Linked DNA regions of Mus musculus: region 2 is linked to region 1. The links are chromatin loops, found by intact Hi-C in ENCODE. Cell type or tissue: heart. All regions are shown on one strand.

The links. Hi-C counts contacts between places; a loop is a spot of excess contacts. Peaks named below come from ENCODE experiments on the same cell type or tissue, not always from the same donor. Only the 100,000 strongest peaks of a DNase experiment are listed, where the experiment ranks them.
Region 2: it touches region 1 in a loop (2.5-fold over the local background); 3 of 42 quality-filtered maps call a loop at or near these places.

Annotation. Positions count from the first base shown.
Region 1 is chr6:29,344,444-29,352,443 of GRCm38, reverse strand. Calu (calumenin) reads right to left here and starts at 4,338. Exons shown (of 7, transcript NM_007594.4): 1 at 4,236-4,338. In heart, a CTCF peak has its summit at 640 (motif pointing left); a DNase peak (open chromatin) is centred at 4,393; H3K4me3 peaks cover 2,715 bases; H3K27ac peaks cover 2,139 bases.
Region 2 is chr6:29,210,029-29,218,028 of GRCm38, reverse strand. It overlaps Impdh1 (inosine monophosphate dehydrogenase 1), which reads left to right and starts at 1,665. Exons shown (of 15, transcript NM_001302933.1): 1 at 1,665-1,957; 2 at 5,859-5,960. The coding sequence starts at 1,788. In heart, CTCF peaks have their summits at 3,423 and 6,012 (motif pointing left); DNase peaks (open chromatin) are centred at 1,658, 1,958, 3,518, 5,898 and 2 weaker places; H3K4me3 peaks cover 3,790 bases; H3K27ac peaks cover 2,514 bases; H3K27me3 peaks cover 1,414 bases.

The DNA of each region.
Region 1 (8,000 bases):
TTGATCAAAGACCCATTGCTCAATGCTAGCAAGTGGGAGAAATGGGTGTGGTGGTAAAATTCCAGTTTTCTGAGTTAGGATACCCAGCAGAAAGGCACTTCTCCACCCTGGAGCAGAGGACTCTGTGCTTAAAAGTCTACTTTATTTAATGGAAACCAAGGGTAATAACTTGATAGTATTATCTTAACTATACTGAGACTTGGGATGTAAAATCTAGAAATAAAGGTGACCTTGTTACTGGCATTCTTCAAGTGCAGCCGTTAGTAGAAGAACCACTGATAGACTGTCACACACAAGTCAAATCATTCCACTCTCCATCTCTTAAAAGGCATGTTAATGACAAATCATTTCACACTTGTCTAGTGCAGTCAATTTACTCTAGTTTACCAATACATTCTAATCAATCAAGTGGAAGAAATACAAGAGGGCTGAGTATCATCAGTTCTACAACCAAAGCAATTAAGTACAAACTAAAAATCTCTAGCCATACAATCAACTTACTTATGGGGCTGGAGGGAAGGGTCAGTGTTTAAGTGAATTGACTGCTCTTCCAGAGGCTCTGGCTTCCATTCTCAGTACCCACAAGGTGGCTAACAACTATCTGGAAGTCCAGTTCCAGAAGAAATTATGCCCTCTTCTGTCCTCTTTAGGAACTGCAATATATGGTGCACAGACATATGCAGGCAAAATACCCATAAATATAAAATAAAAACAAATCTCAAACAATGACACCTCAAGAAAAAAAAAACTACAAGAAAAAGGTTCTAGAACTTGTGTGTGTAGGAAAGGTTCTCTGAGATGAAATTTTAGTATATGACTCACTGGCCAACTTAATCTATCAAAACATCAGGGATAAAAAAGCTGTGGTGTCTAGTATTGGATTCTACTGTATATTTATGTTTAATATGCATAAAAGAATGTGTAATTATTTTAGCCCAATCTTCCTTCAGTGTCAGAAGCCTAAATCATTTTAATATCTTAGGGGGAGAAAAGCAATCTAACAAGATCTTGGATGAAAAGACCTAGCTACCATGGTTGATAACGCCAGTTGGAAGAAGTTTGTACTGATTTTCTTCTCTTCTTTCTTTCTTTCTTCCTTCCTTCCTCCTTTTTTTTTCTTTTTCTTCGAGACAGGGCTTCTCTGTGTAGCCCTGGCTGTCCTGGAACTCACTTTATAGACCAGGCTGGCTTCAAACTCAGAAATCCACCTGCCTCTGCCCCCCCCCCCCCCCCAGTGCTGGGATTAAAGGCGTGTGCCACCACTGCCCAGCTGTACTGATTTTCTTGAAACTCATTTGTATTACTCCACAATAATGACCACAAGCTATGCTGTTTTATGTATGTGTGTGTGCATGTACATGCATGTGGGCATATGTGGGCTTAGGTCTGAGAACAACTCTCACCTTGCACCATTTACGTCCTGAATCTGAAATCCAGGCTGTCAAGCTTGGCAGCAAACACCCTCAGTGGCTAAGACATTTCCCTTTCCCGGGTTTGTGTGGGTGGAGTGGAGTGGAGGCAGAGGGTCTCACTGAGGCTCATACTGGCCCAGAACTCCATATGCTGCTTAGTGACCTCTGGCTTGAGGCAATTCTCCCAATTGGGCTTTCTAAAAGCTAGCATTCCAGGCACGAGCCACCACACCCACCAGATTCTGCAGTTCTGAAACAATTGCTACATAAGTTAAATAAATTATCTCCCTAGGGCTGGAGAGATGGCTCAGCAGTTAAAAGCACTGACTGCTGCTCTTCCAAAGGTCCTGAGTTCAATTCCCAGCAACCACATGGTGGCTCACAATCATCTGTAATGGGATCCAATGCCCTCTTCTGGTGTGTCTGAAGGCAGCTACAGTGTATTCATGTACATAAAATAAATAAAAATTTAAAAAAAAAGTCTCTCTATAGCTCCCAAGCTAAAGTCTTGTACTTTTTAGAAACCAACACATTTTATTGGATCAATTGGGGGATATGTGGCAGCAATTTGGCTTTGATGTGCTTTCCAACTTCCAATTCTATTACTGGATCTGGCCCAAAGCCAGGTATAGGCAAATATGTGATTTTAGGGGCTTGCAAGATGATTCAGCCAGTAAAGGCATTTGCCACCCAACTTAACAACTTGAGTTGGACCCAAGGATCTATATGGTGGAACGTGAGAATGAGCTTTCTTTCACGAGCCATCTCTCTGACTTCCACAAGCATGCCAAGGTAGGGTTTACCTGTCCCCATACATAAATATTATTCCATCTGTTTAATTCTAATGTGTTACAGCCTAACGGCATTTATATTTAAAGTTCATAGAAAAGCTGGGTGTGGTGGTGCATCCCTTTAATCTTCTCAGTATACAGGAGGTAGAGATGGGCTGATCTCCTGTGAGTTTGGGGCCAGTCTGCTCTATATAATGAGTTCCAGGTCAGCCAAGGATACCAGTGAGACTTTCTCACATGCAAAACAACATCAAAGCCACAGAGGAAAAAAACCAAGTTTATATAGAAAGAATCCAGGATCCTTTTTTTTTTTTTGGTTTTTCGAGACAGAGTTTCTCTGTGTAGCCCTGGCTGTGCTGGAACTCACTCTGTAGACCAGGCTGGCCTCGAACTCAGAGATTCGCCTGCTTCTGCCTCCCAAGTGCTGGGGATTAAAGGCGTGCACCACCACGCCCAGAGAGAATCCAGGATTATTATTATTATTATTTTTTTTTTTTTTTTTTTTTTTTTGGGTTTTTGAGACAGGGTTTCTCTGTATAGCCCTGGCTGTCCTGGAACTCACTCTGTAGACCAGGCTGGCCTCGAACTTAGAAAGAATCCAGGATCTTAATCAAGCATTTCCCATGACTATTCCTGGCTATTCCGGAAACATCCCTGGCACATCTATGTTACAAAAAAAAATTAAGCTAATACTAACATATTAGTCTCCTGTACTGAAGCAATGATATAACACATCAATTAACATATCACTATATGAATGGCGCCCAACCATGATTGAGAATGACATTGAGAAGAATACACACATACTTTATATTTTTTATGAGCTCATGATTCCTTTTGAATCTTCAAAATATCCTGTTGGAGACCCCTGAAACACTGCCAAACTCATAGTCGGACCAGACAGACATAGTAATAGTAATAGGTATCTTACACACAAGTAATAGGTTCTCTCTGGTCCCACATTTGGACAGAAGAACACAAGTTCTTTAGCAGTGACTATTGCTCGATACTTAAATCTAACTGAATGAGGTCAAATATATACTTCTCCTGGGTCAGCTTTCAGGTATAGCAAAGAATAATTATCAGCCACTCCAGGTCACTCTACCTTCATGTTAAATTAAACTGGAGCGCTATCATTCCCAACTTATTAATGCTGACTTGATGGTTCATGACAGGAAGTGAATGCAATTCTTAAAAAACCCTGTTCCAAGGCTTTGAACGCTTAGGAATTTCGATCAAAGAACCAAAAGTCTTAGCAGATCCACTGATCTTTCCCACTCATGCAAAAGGAACTTTACAAAATGCAAACCACTCTTAATTACAGCAACTATCGCGAATTAAAATTAAGCTCACTTCTGTATACAGCATATCAAAAATCAGAACACTTGGGAATGACAAGCAAAAAACCCGTGATTACTTAAAGGTAATTAACTCCCTAATTAACACGTGAAAACTATTTCCATTAATGACAATATCCAGCCAAACATAGAAAACTGCGACGTTCTTTTCTAATTAACAAGAAGTTTTAAAAATAATGACATTATGTTTTCAATCGTTTTGTTCTCCATGTTCCTACACCCTGTAAGACAGCTAACACTTTCTTTCTTGGCACTTGCAACTCAATTCTCGGGATGTGGCCTTGGGGCGGGGTGGCAGCTCCCAAGAGTCCGGCGAGGTGGCAGGGAGCGGATACTAAAACTCTCTACCCAATTCTCTCCGACCTTCAGGAAACAAACAAAAGTGACCCTCTAGTCCCAGGGACACTGAGTGGAGGAACCCGGGGAGGAGATCAAGGACGCGCGAAACCAGGCACAAAAACGGTGCCCAGGAGGGCGCAGGGCCCGGGAGCTACAACCCTTTCCGCAGAGCTGCGGGACAGCAAGTCGGGGACCGCACTCTGAGGGCCAGAGTGGAGCCTCGGGCCCATCCCGGTGCACTGAGACCGGAGTGAGGACACCCACTACGAATGGGGAACAGGGCCGACGGACAGAATAAGAGCGAACCAGGACCCACCCAGCACCACAGAACTTACCTTTCCCGGGAGCTCCACGCCGCAGGATACCGTGGCTGCGGCTCACCCAGGGAGTGAGCTCCCGCGCACAAGCACCGCCCAACCGGAAGTGGTTAATGGCCCCGCCCCCATCCGACTTGTCGGGGGTCTTCACACCAATCCCCGGCACGATCACTGCTGACGTATGGCTTCTTCGTACGGCCATTGGTCTCACAATCGCGTGGCCGGGATTGGCTGGAAATCGCCACGTCCCCGCGAGCGCGCCGAGTTGCGTGGACCGGATTCCCGCCCAGCTCGGGTTGCCCAGCCCGTGGGGACTCTGAGTCCCAGCTCCTTGCTCTTGGGTGTGTGGGCGCGGCTCGCTGACCTTGGCCCACTGACCGCAACGACCTCATTTACGGCAGGCAACCCTGATTCCCTAGGCTTCTAGTGTAATTCCGATGGCTTTCTTCCTGCCTCCAAGCCCCTGGGGCCGGAATAGTCCCGCTGTAACGTCACCACCCACTGCGAATGAGCCCAACTTCTGGCTCTAGAGTCAGATCTACTGAGCAGCTCTCCGCCCCGCCAACACGCACCTTTCAGCTTCGATTCTCACCCACCATGCTCTTTCGCATCTCTGCCTAAACCATCATGATCCCGGCCTCCCCTAACAGCCTTACAGCCTTACATTTTACACCCATGTGGTCTTTGTCCACAAAGCGGCTTCCTCTGCCTGAAGTATGTTTTCTCGATTTTTCAGCTACTGAAAGCCATCAGTCATGAAACAGGTTGTCATCCTGGAATGTCTTAGGGGAAGCTGTAGTCGTGAAGTTGCCAGTGCTCAGTTAAGGTGTTAGTTTTAGGAATCTTTCCTGGTCAGTAAACAGATAATACGCATGTGCTTTCCTGGCAGTTTGCATTTTCAGTACGCAGCCAGATATTGTTTAATAACGGTGCTTGTCCTTATGTCTTCGATTAGACCAAGTGCCAAAATAAGATCTGCCTGACTTACACATCAGGAGCTCCCAGCTTACAGCCCAGGTCCAAGGAAATTCTCAGCAATACTAAGTGAACTGAATAGAAGAAACTGAATGGAAGAAACCCGTTGCGTTGAAGGCCCCTGATTTAAAAGAAACATAGGAAATTAGCAATTTGTTTTTTTGTTTGTTTGTTTGGAGGGGCGGGGGACAGGAGAGTTTGAACCCAGACTCTGTGCAGGATTCTAGTTGTCCATTCTACCACTGAACTATATAACCTTAGTAAACCCATCACCTACTCAATGCCATGAAATTAAAACATGTATTCATTGAGAGCTACTTTATTTTCTTTCTTTTTTTTAAAGATTTATTTATTATTATATGTAAATACACTGTAGCTGTCTTCAGACACTCCAGAAGAGGGAGTCAGATCTTGTTATGGATGATTGTGAGCCACCATGTGGTTGCTGGGATTTGAACTCTGGACCTTCGGAAGAGCAGTCGGGTGCTCTTACCCACTGAGCCATCTCACCAGCCTGAGAGCTACTTTATTTTCAACATGTATGAAATGAATAGCAAAGCCTCTAGAATTTAAGTCCAGTCAAAACAAAGACTAAGTTCATGAAAGACAATAAAGCAAATCAGTTTGCCCTAAGACAAGGAAAGTGTGCAATTACTGTTTGGAACATCCAAACCACCAACTCAAAATACAACTCTCATCTCAAAGAAAGTTTATTATGGAGCCAAATGTGAGTGACCATGACTAGGAACCCAGATTTCATGTACCAATGTAGTAACAGTTTGATGAAGTTTTTATAGTAATAGAACAAAGAAAATTACTTTTCAATTACGTTGATGGAAACATCAGAGAATGGGTTATAGCAAAGTGAAAAAAAACCTTCCGTATAACCCTCAGATAAATTATCTGATGATGCGCTTAGCTCTTGAGTTGTGAAAGCTAGTGGTCTGCTAAGCCATACATTCCAAAGGAAATTAGTGTTTTGTTTCTACAGTCCACATGACTTGCCTAATAAAGCTGTTAGGTCAGTTACAGAGAAGTAAAAGGTTCTTAAATAAATCGATATTAAGAAGGTTAAATATGTTCCAAAATAATTTGGCTATGTACTAGCAATGTTCTGACTTCACCACATCACTGAGGGTCTAATCAGCCAGTAAGACTTGAGGAAGGTTCAGTTTGAAAGTGCAGCTGCTTTCTTTGCACCCTCATCCACTGTTTCCCTGTTGACCAAGCACTGTATTTTGTGCATGGTGCAGGGACACATAGTACTTACTGAATATTATTAATGCTCCATGTTGCTAGGAAACACTTCCTAGCATCTGGTGTAGATGAGGCTGAGTAGTAGGCAGAGGGCAATCTTCAAGAGAGGGAAATAGCCTGTTAAAGCTGTTAAGACGACAACTTCTGGATCATATCATTAAAATCTACTGGCCATTATAGTCCAGATCTATTTTTAAGTCCTCTGTATTTGTCGCAATGTGACATATATTAAGAGTAACACACACACACACACACACACACACACACACACACACACACTAATCAAGAACATTGTCTGGCCCAGTGGCATAAAAGTAGCTAGTGAAGGAAATGGGCATTTAAACAAGCAAAAATTAAAAACAAAAAACCAACCAACTCTAGATTGACTGTATATTTATCCCTGTGTTTACAGTTACTTGTATTCTGTGAACCATATTATTTATAATTGGAGTTTTAAAACAAATCTATTATATTTTTAATTGTTTGTTTTGGTTCTGGCCAGCTTGATTTCATAACCATAATTTCGATTATATATAGTGGCTAACTCTAACTCTAGGAAAGACTGATCATCAACATTTAATTTATCATAGCTCTTATCTGGCTATTGGCCAGATCTGTTGTATTATATTGGTATTAAACCAGATTTAGTCGGGGAACGTAAATAGAAAGCCACATCGTAAAATAAATTAGATAACAATATAATATTCCTATAAATTTTCTCTTAATAAGATTATATGTTTTATGTACAAAATATTAACAACAGTGATAGATGTAGCACAATAGTAAAATGAAGGCCCTGGGTTCAATGTTAAGCCTACTCCCATTCCCCCAAAAGAAGTCAGAATATTAAGATCTTTGTAGGCATAACTAAATCTTACTTTTTATTTTAATGGCAGAAATGGAAATGAGACTCTATAAGTAGTCGCTGTAGTTTTGTCTATTTCCTTTTTATTAGAAAAATATAAATATCATTTAATTTAAAAAGCCCAGCTTATTGTAATGTAGCATACTTTAGACACTCATTTAATGAAGAGACTTCAGCACTTAAGGCATAAACTTAAAGGATGTTGTAGTTATTAGAGGTGTATGTCTTCTGTATAAATGAATGGAAAGAGTTAACCACATCTTCAATTGCCTCTAGCTAAAGTAAATGGAGGTAAAGTTACTTTGTTCAACGTCTAAGCATATTATAGCCTTTTACAGAGTTTAATTGGTTGGACTCAGTTAATTTTCTGCAAGAAGAAATGCTCTTAACCACCAAGCCAGCTCTCCAGCCCACACTTGATTTTTTTTTAAACATGAAAACTAGTTTTGAGTAAGGTGGGGATTCAAATAAACAAATACAAAAAGATTAATAATGATTTTGTAAGTTCACTAAAACCAAAATTAACACTATTTATTATTTAGTTGTATACCAAGCAAAATATTAAGTATCATAGACAATTTCTGAAAATACCTAATTATAAAGGGATTTAAGAAACAAAAAGAGAAAAGTTACTTAAGATAGATACTCAATTGTCAATGGACTTGAAGAGGAGGGTTATCCAGCGG
Region 2 (8,000 bases), 130 kb after region 1:
AGCTCCGCCTTCTGAGTGTTTGGATTAATGGCTGTCCTACTTAGGGTTATTGTTGCTGTGATGAAACACCATGACCAAAATCATATTGGAGAGGAAAGGGTTTATTTGGCTTATACTTCACATTGTGGTTCATCATTGAAGGAAGTTGGAACAGGAACTCAAGCAGGGCTGGAATGGAATCTTTTTTTTTTTTTTTTTTTTTTTTTTTTTTTTGGTTTTTTTTCGAGATAGGGTTTCTCTGTATAGCCCTGGCTGTCCTGGAGCTCACTTTGTAGACCAGGCTGGCCTTGAACTCAGAAATCCGCCTGCCTCTGCCTCCCGAGTGCTGGGATTAAAGGCGTGCGCCACCACGCCCGGCACAGGGCTGGAATCTGGAAGCAGAAACTGACTGATGCAGAGGCCATGGGGAGGTGCCATGATCTTCATGGCTTGCTCAGCTTACTTTCTTATAGAACCCAGGACCACCTGCCCAGGGATGGCACCACCCACAGTAGGCTGGGGCCTCCCAACCACTAAGCAAATGCTCTACAGCCTGATCTTAGTCATTTTATCATTTTCTCAATTGACATTTACTTGGTTCAGATGGGGGGAGGGGTGTGTGCCCACGACAGAGTCTGGTACCAAGGGCAGAGTTAACTTCTGTCAAGTTGACATCAAACTAGCCAACACAAAGACCATAATTTTGGGTTCTTGAAATGGATCTTAGTGCCAGCAGATCATCCAACTTTATTTATTTTATGTGTGTAGGTGTCTTTCTACATGTATATCTGTGCAGCATGTTCATGCAGTGCCTGTAGAACCCAGAAGAAGGCAACGAATCACCTGTTACAACCTGACAGTTGTAAGCTGCCATATGGGTGCTAGGAATTGAACCAGGGTCCTATGGAAAAGCAACCCGTGCTCTTAATCACTGAGCCATCTTAACAGCCCCAGATCACCAAGCGTCTATTATTTATTCCTGAGATCGTCAGATGTTAAAAAAAAAAAAAAAGTATTCAGTGTAAGAATTGTCAGTTGTTTGTTTTCTATCTACTCGGCCTCCTCGAACAAATTGCCCGAAGGCAGTAACTCTTCTTGCTTTCCCAGAGAGTTGCTTTATGAAAGCTGACAATAGTAACAAAGCTGAAATAGAAAGTGTTTTCTAGGCAGCAGATGAGCAAATGCGAGTTAGTGCGTGTGTGCTCAGCCCTACTTCCCTGTAAAGGAAGACTATAAGCAGGGCAAGACTAGGGTCTTTTCCTTCAGGAGCTAGTAGCCTGTTTGTCTTCCCTGGGTAGCAGTATAAAGAAATGGTGAGGGTTGTTGAATAGGTAGGGCTTGCTGGAGTGTCCCACCTCTCTTGCCCAGGACTGGAAGCACTCCAAGAGGCCATGCAATAATAGTTCATTACCCTGGTGTTTGCGCTCCTTTTCCTCAGATGAAACCAGGAGAAACTCGAAGGTGCACGACACAGGGTACAGCGGAGGGTCCTCTTCAGTTGGGTCCTTGAAGAACACAAACCTCGCTCCACCTCACCATCTGCTCATCTGCTTACTTTTCAGCCTGAGTGGCGTCTCATGGGGGCGGAACAGAGCGTAGTGCCAAGGGCGGAGCCCTATGGACTCCAGGACCCCAAACCAGCTCTTCCAGAGCCCCGCCTCCCAACAACCAGCCCCGCCCCTTCCAGTAGACCCCGCCCACTACCCCGCTCCCTCCGGGAGCGGACTGGGGCTCTTATTGCCTACGCCGGTTCGGGAGCCTCCACGCGGAGAGGCTCCCGCCGCCTAGAGCTGCGGCCTCCGCATGGCATGGAGGAACCGCTCTCACCCCCACCGGAGTCCGGGCTGCTCTCGCCGCTGCTGCAGGGAGGTGGAGCGGCTGCCGCTCCAGAGCCCGGAGCCCGGCAACACCCGGGACATGAGACCGCGGCGCAGCGGTACAGCGCCCGCCTGCTGCAGGCCGGCTACGAGCCGGAGAGGTGACGCCCAGGGCAAGGCGCGCGGGCGCATCCGGGGCGGGCGGCAGAGAAGGGCGCGGCAACGCCGGGAGACCGGGTAGCGCTGCGGGGGAGGCCAGAGGCAGGTCCCCTCTACTGCCATTGCACTTCCCCAGACGCAGTTAGACTGTCATACACCTGACTCTTGGCTGGCGGATGCAGGCGGGCACTGTGCAAACAGTTCAGTGCCGCGTTACTCCGGGGAGCTGGAGAGAGGGCGCAGGTTGTAATATCGCTCCCTAACATTTTATCTAAGATCCGACCTATACTACACACTCAGCGACGCTTGGTACAAGTGGCTCCGACCTCTGGGGTACAAAAAGTGCTTGTTGGAGTCCCGGTCCAACGGCGCTTTCTCCTCAGCTTTCTTCTTCCTAGAATGTATTCAATAGGTGTGGGTGTCCGGATTGAGTGTCTCCCTAGGACTAGGGGAAGGTACTTGCACTTTCTCACCAGGCACTGAGATCCAGTGAGGCGGCTGCTGTTCACTCCTTGGAAAGACTTGTACCCCAATGCAGGGGGTCTGAAAGGCAATGAATGAGGGTCCCTGGAGAAAGAGTTGGGGCAGTGAACTGGGCCTCAAGGGAACGAGCTGAAAAAAGAGACAGCGGCTAATCTCTGGATTGTATCGCAGTTTGAAATGCAATCCTACTGTCCTTCCGGTCCAGGGGATTTGGACTTCTTTCTCTACCCCATCTGCTGGTGCTCAGCAGCTTGGGGAGGTGATCTGGCAGCTGGGTTTTGAGGGGAGGGTGGTCTGGGGAATTAGCCAGGTAGTTCTTCTGCCCAGGGTTTGGCCGCTTATGTAAGAACTTTTAACGGCTTTTGGGGCTACGAAGCCCAGCCCCTCCTGCCGTTGCTGGCTGTCTCTTTAGAACTGACTTAGGCTTAAGCAACCTGCCATCCGTTTTTCTATAATAGAAATCTAGTTTGGAGGGCTTGGGGTTTTAGAGAGGTGCCACTATATGGGAGGAAGCGGGCCACGGTACTTGTGAGCTCGAAGGAAACTAGGACTGTAGAATCTCAGAGTTCAGGCAGGTGCATCTCTTTTTCAGATGTACTGCTGCATCAAAGGGACAGTGCCAACCCCACACTTCCCGCCCCCCACTTAGGCTCAGAATGGCCTGTGTAAACTTGGACCCCAGCCAGGCCAGTATAAAATCCAAAACCTGCCAGCTAAGACCTCTATCTGCCTCCACCAACCTGAATGAAGGTGTAGGAAAAGGCAAGGGTTCTCTGAGAAGCCCTAGGCTTCAGTCCAGCAGCATTACTGGTCTCTCTGGCTTGAACTTGGGTGAGCCCTGCCTATTTATCCCGGCATAACAATGCTAATGTTGTCTTTACCTTTTCCCCCCTAAAAGTGTTGTTTTGAAATCTTGTTCCTCTAAACAACCTCAGATCAGATAGAGTCCTCTGGACTGCTTGCCTGAACTTTAGTGCCCTGGTGGACACTATTCCCCTATTCCCCTGAGCAGCTGCCTTAGGCCTGCCCCCTGCCCTTGAAGCTGTGAGGAGGGGAGTCTCAGGGGACCAGCTGCCCTTCCTTGCGTTAAAGAGGCCCACTGGTTGCCTGGTGTCTCCTCCCTGTGGAGGAAGCAGCTGGGGAATTGCAGGAAGAGGGAGGGGGGAAGCCAGGGGGATGGATTAAGTCTCTAGAAAAGGACAGCCTAACCCAGCCTTGAGCCCAGCAGCTTAGAGTAATAAAGAGCTCTGACATAGGTCAAAGCAGGAGGGAGAATGGGGCCCTGAAGTCTGTAATCACTGGGAAGGTGACCCTCCCCATAGCTGCCAGTCTCCTCTCTTGGGACCCAAAGTCCTAGGCTGGGGCAGATGACACATTAAAGTTACCTGAGGTGATGGGTTCTAGCTGTTCTGGGCACCACCAGCCTTGGCTGAACCCTGAACCAGAGCCAGTCTTGACTCATGATGTAGGGAATAGTGACCCAGAGTAGGCTCCTTAGAAACCCAGAGAGACCACTGGGACAGGCCATGCTCAGAGCCTATGATTGATATGGTGGCTATTTCTTCTGTGTCTAGGAAGGGTGGTTCAGAATAACCAGGGTGTGTCTTCTGGCTAGTCTCACTGTTCTGACTATAAGTAACAAGCAAGAGGTTCTAGTGCTGGCTCCCCGTATGGCCTGGGCTTCTAGAATGAAGCCCTGAGTGCTGGAGAACCCGAGAGGATCCCTGGCAAGCAGATACCAATCCCTGCTTTGCCAAGGACTCGGACACTCTCCTCTCCTTTCCCATGCTCCAGGGTCTTCGGGGCTTACACCAGGCCCTATCCTTTGGGCTCCACTGGTGCCCACCTCCCAAGAGCCAAGAAGACATCTGTAAATCCTCTGTAATACTGAGCTCCATGGGAGACTCGCCTTTCCCTTTGCACATGCATGGAACAGCCTCTGTTTTCCTGGCAGGGTCCCGGGGGTACCATTGGGGAGGTTGGGCACCCCAGAGAGCCTGGTGGCTTGGAAGCCAAGGCTCCCCTGGGCCTGGCTGTCACCACACTGTCGAGAGGTAAACAAACCCAGCCTTCCTGGGGTGGGGAGAAAAGGAGACACAGCAGCTCTCAAGGCAGGGAGGGAGAAGAGTGTCCCCAGGACACCTAGTTTCTCCCCAAATGTGTGGGAATGTCAGGAGGGCAGGCTAGTGGCTGGGGGAGAGGGTAATGGTCTGGGATAACCCTTCTGGACACCTCCACCTTTCTCCATGTGTGAATGGGTTTGCTACCTAATCTTCTTGTCTCCCAGATTGAAATCTAGGTCTTGTTAGTTGCTCAGAACTGGCCACTTAGGTTCTCCTAAAGGGAAAAACTTTAAAATTGCCTGCTTCTGTCCTTGTTTGTATGTATACTTGTTTATGCCACTGCCCCAAACCTTTGAGTTTTCCCCAGTTTTTAACCTGACATTATTATCCCTACTCAAAACAATTGTTCTTCTTTAGACTCCTTCCTGGTCTCTAGATCTTTCAGGAGCTGAGAATGAAGGCTCTTCCCTCCCTCCACCCCCCTTCTGTGTGTGTGTGTATGTGTGTGTGTGTGTGTAGTCTGGGACTGGGAATAGCCCTTCCCCTTCTGCATCTATGCATGAGGAGGGCCAATTAATAGATTGTAGAATATATGTGTTCATTTATGAAAATTGCTTTGAAGATGGCAGATGATTCTAAGGCTTCTCAAATGTCAAGCATTGCTGAAAGAAAGAGAGAGAGAGAAAGAGAGAGAGAGAGAAATGCTTGCGCCTTAGGAATTGCGTGGGGTCCGGGCAAGAATAGTGATCCAAGGCCCATCTCCTGTGTGTTGGGGAATTTTGAGTTCAGACTGATATTTCAGAGCTCTGGGGCTTTTTATTAGAGTTGGGAGAATAATTACTGGAAAAAGGCATGACCATGTTAGAGGTACCCCTAGGGGAGGTAATGGGAGACTAAGGGGCTCAGTGGCCTAAGGAATCTAAGGGGCCCAGCCAAGTTAGGGGTGAACCCTGTAAGGTCCACTGCTGGGGTTCCGGGGAGCACGTTGAAGAGCAGCGAAGGGGGCGTGTCTACGCTTGGCTCTTTCTCTGGTCTCATATCCTGCCCGCAACCCCTGGCCTGGTCGCCAGAGTCGAGGTGCCATTGCGGGTGATCAGGGCGTGAGTGCAGCAGCGGCAGCAGGGCGAGCCGGGCAGGGCCTTTGTGCGACGAGGGGCGGAGGCAGAGATCCCCGAAGGAGGGGCTGGAGGAGAGGGCGGCGCCCGGGGCCTCCCTCCGCAGCCGCAGCCCCCGCCCCCGGCCCACAGCGGCAGCGTGGCCTCGGTGCGCGTCAGCAGCAGCAGCGGCGGCGGCGGCGGAGGCAGTGGCAGCGGGGCGGCCCGCGCGGGTGTTTATGTCGGGTCGCGGTGTCTCCCAGCAGCATGGCGGACTACCTGATCAGCGGCGGCACCGGCTACGTTCCCGAGGATGGGCTCACCGCGCAGCAGCTCTTTGCCAACGCGGATGGCCTCACCTACAAGTAAGCGCCGAGATTGCCCCTACCTGGGTGAGCACGCCGCCGCCTGGCGGCCCCTGGCCCCCGCCCCGCACGTGCACGGCTGTTCCTCGCTGACGCCCGAATGCCCTCGCCCAATAAGAGTGACTTGGGGCCAGTGGGGGCTGGGCAAGGGAAGGAAGGAGGCTCGTACCAAGAATAGAGAGGGACGTGGCATAGCGACATCACTGCCCAGGGAGCCTTGACCGATAACTGGCTAAGATCCGAGGCCAGCCTGCCCCCTGGGTGTCTTGGCCATCCTGGAGAGGCCTTGGGACATGTAGAAAGACGAGAAGTGGCTATTCTAGGGGGTCTTTAACTAGCATGATCCAGGATGTCGTCCTTCGTCAAGCCTTACCGTGAAAGCAGGGAGGTCCCAGGATCCCATCTCAGGCAGCTGGTTGAATAATAATCCCCAGGAAGGGGCCCATTTGGCAGTAGTGTGGCCCTTGTCTCTCCATATCTAGTCCAGCCCCCCTTCCACTTGTGCGGCTTCCTGCCCATAGGTTGGGACTGATGCCCTCCATGAATATTCTGTGCCAACCCTTTAAGCCCACTCCACGTGGCCTTTTGGAGAAAGGTAGAGAGTTACCTGTCTGCCTCAAGCTTAGTTTGCATTTTCCTGTGGGCCCTCAGCCAGTTCTCCCTGCAGGCCTGGCACTAGCTGTGTCTCCTGGCTGCAGGACGACATCCCTGCCAGGAAGGAGCATCAGAACCCTTGATTAGGGCAGAGTAGCTGCTAGAGAGTCAATAGCATCTGTGGCCTGTCACCTGTCATCTCTACCCTGGCTCATAAATTGTCCTGTTTGTCGGTCAGCTTTCCTGTTGCTCTGAGGAGGGCGCCCTCCTGCCGGCCCACGGGTGAAGGGTGATTTTTATCTAGAGAATGCCAACGGCCCCAGACTCTGGTGTTTCTTCTCTGGCCTCTAAGTGAACCACAGAAGGAAATAGGCTGCCAGGGGAGGTCAAGGTGGGGTAAAAGTTCTTTGCTCCTTGGTGGTCTTTGATGACTAAAAAGGGGCTCTATCTTTTTTTTTTTTTTTTTTTTTTTTTGGTTTTTCGAGACAGGGTTTCTCTGTGTAGCCCTGGCTGTCCTGGAACTCACTCTGTAGACCAGGCTGGCCTGGAACTCAGAAATCCGCCTGCCTCTGTCTCCCAAGTGCTGGGATTAAAGGCGTGTGCCACCACACCCAGCTTAGGGCTCTATCTTTGATAGGAGTTTTACTGTACTCCTAGGGAAGTTTGAAGGGGAACCATTAAAATTTCTTTTAGGCCTGGTGGCGAGTTAGTCACAGCACTCCTATCTGCCCTGTGGCTTTTGTTTCCTGCATGAGAAGTGCCTCCTGCTTTGCCTAGCTGGGCTCAGAGTGTATTTGAACTTGGGTCGTTTGCTTCTGAGTGTGTCCATCTAGGCTCACTGTGACTTCAGGTAGACTGTGCCCGTAGCATCCCTGGCCTGTGGCAGTGTATACCTAGAAGTACCACGTAGGCCTGCTCTTTCTTCCTAGGCTCCACTTGACTGTTCACCTCACTCACGTTGACAGCTGCTATGCTCTGGCAGGTCCTAATTGTTAGGACTTCTGGCTGTCCTTCCCATGTATGTTGGTCGCTCCTGCCCCAGTGCCTGCTCTGTCAGAACATGTCCTGAGCTCAGGTCTCTGGGGTCCCTCCAGCTGCTTTGAACCTTGTGTGACTCAGCAGCCCCAGCCTTGTGCCGTGCTGGGTTGTGCTTGGGTCATGTTGCATTGCAAACTTACTTTCAGATTCTGTGTTTTCTTCTTTCTCTTGCAGTGCTGGGAATCAAACCTAGAACCTTGTACACAATAGGCAAATGCTTTATTACTAAGTTCCATCCTTACCCGGATTCTCTTGTTCTGCTACTATTTTGTTCTTCTGAAACAGGGTCTTGTAGCACAAACTGGCTTCAACCCCAATCCTTCTGTCTCTACCTCCCTAAGTACTGGGATTATAGAGATGAGCCCCTCCCCTGCAGTGTAGCTTCTGTTTTTTTGTGTTGAGTTATTC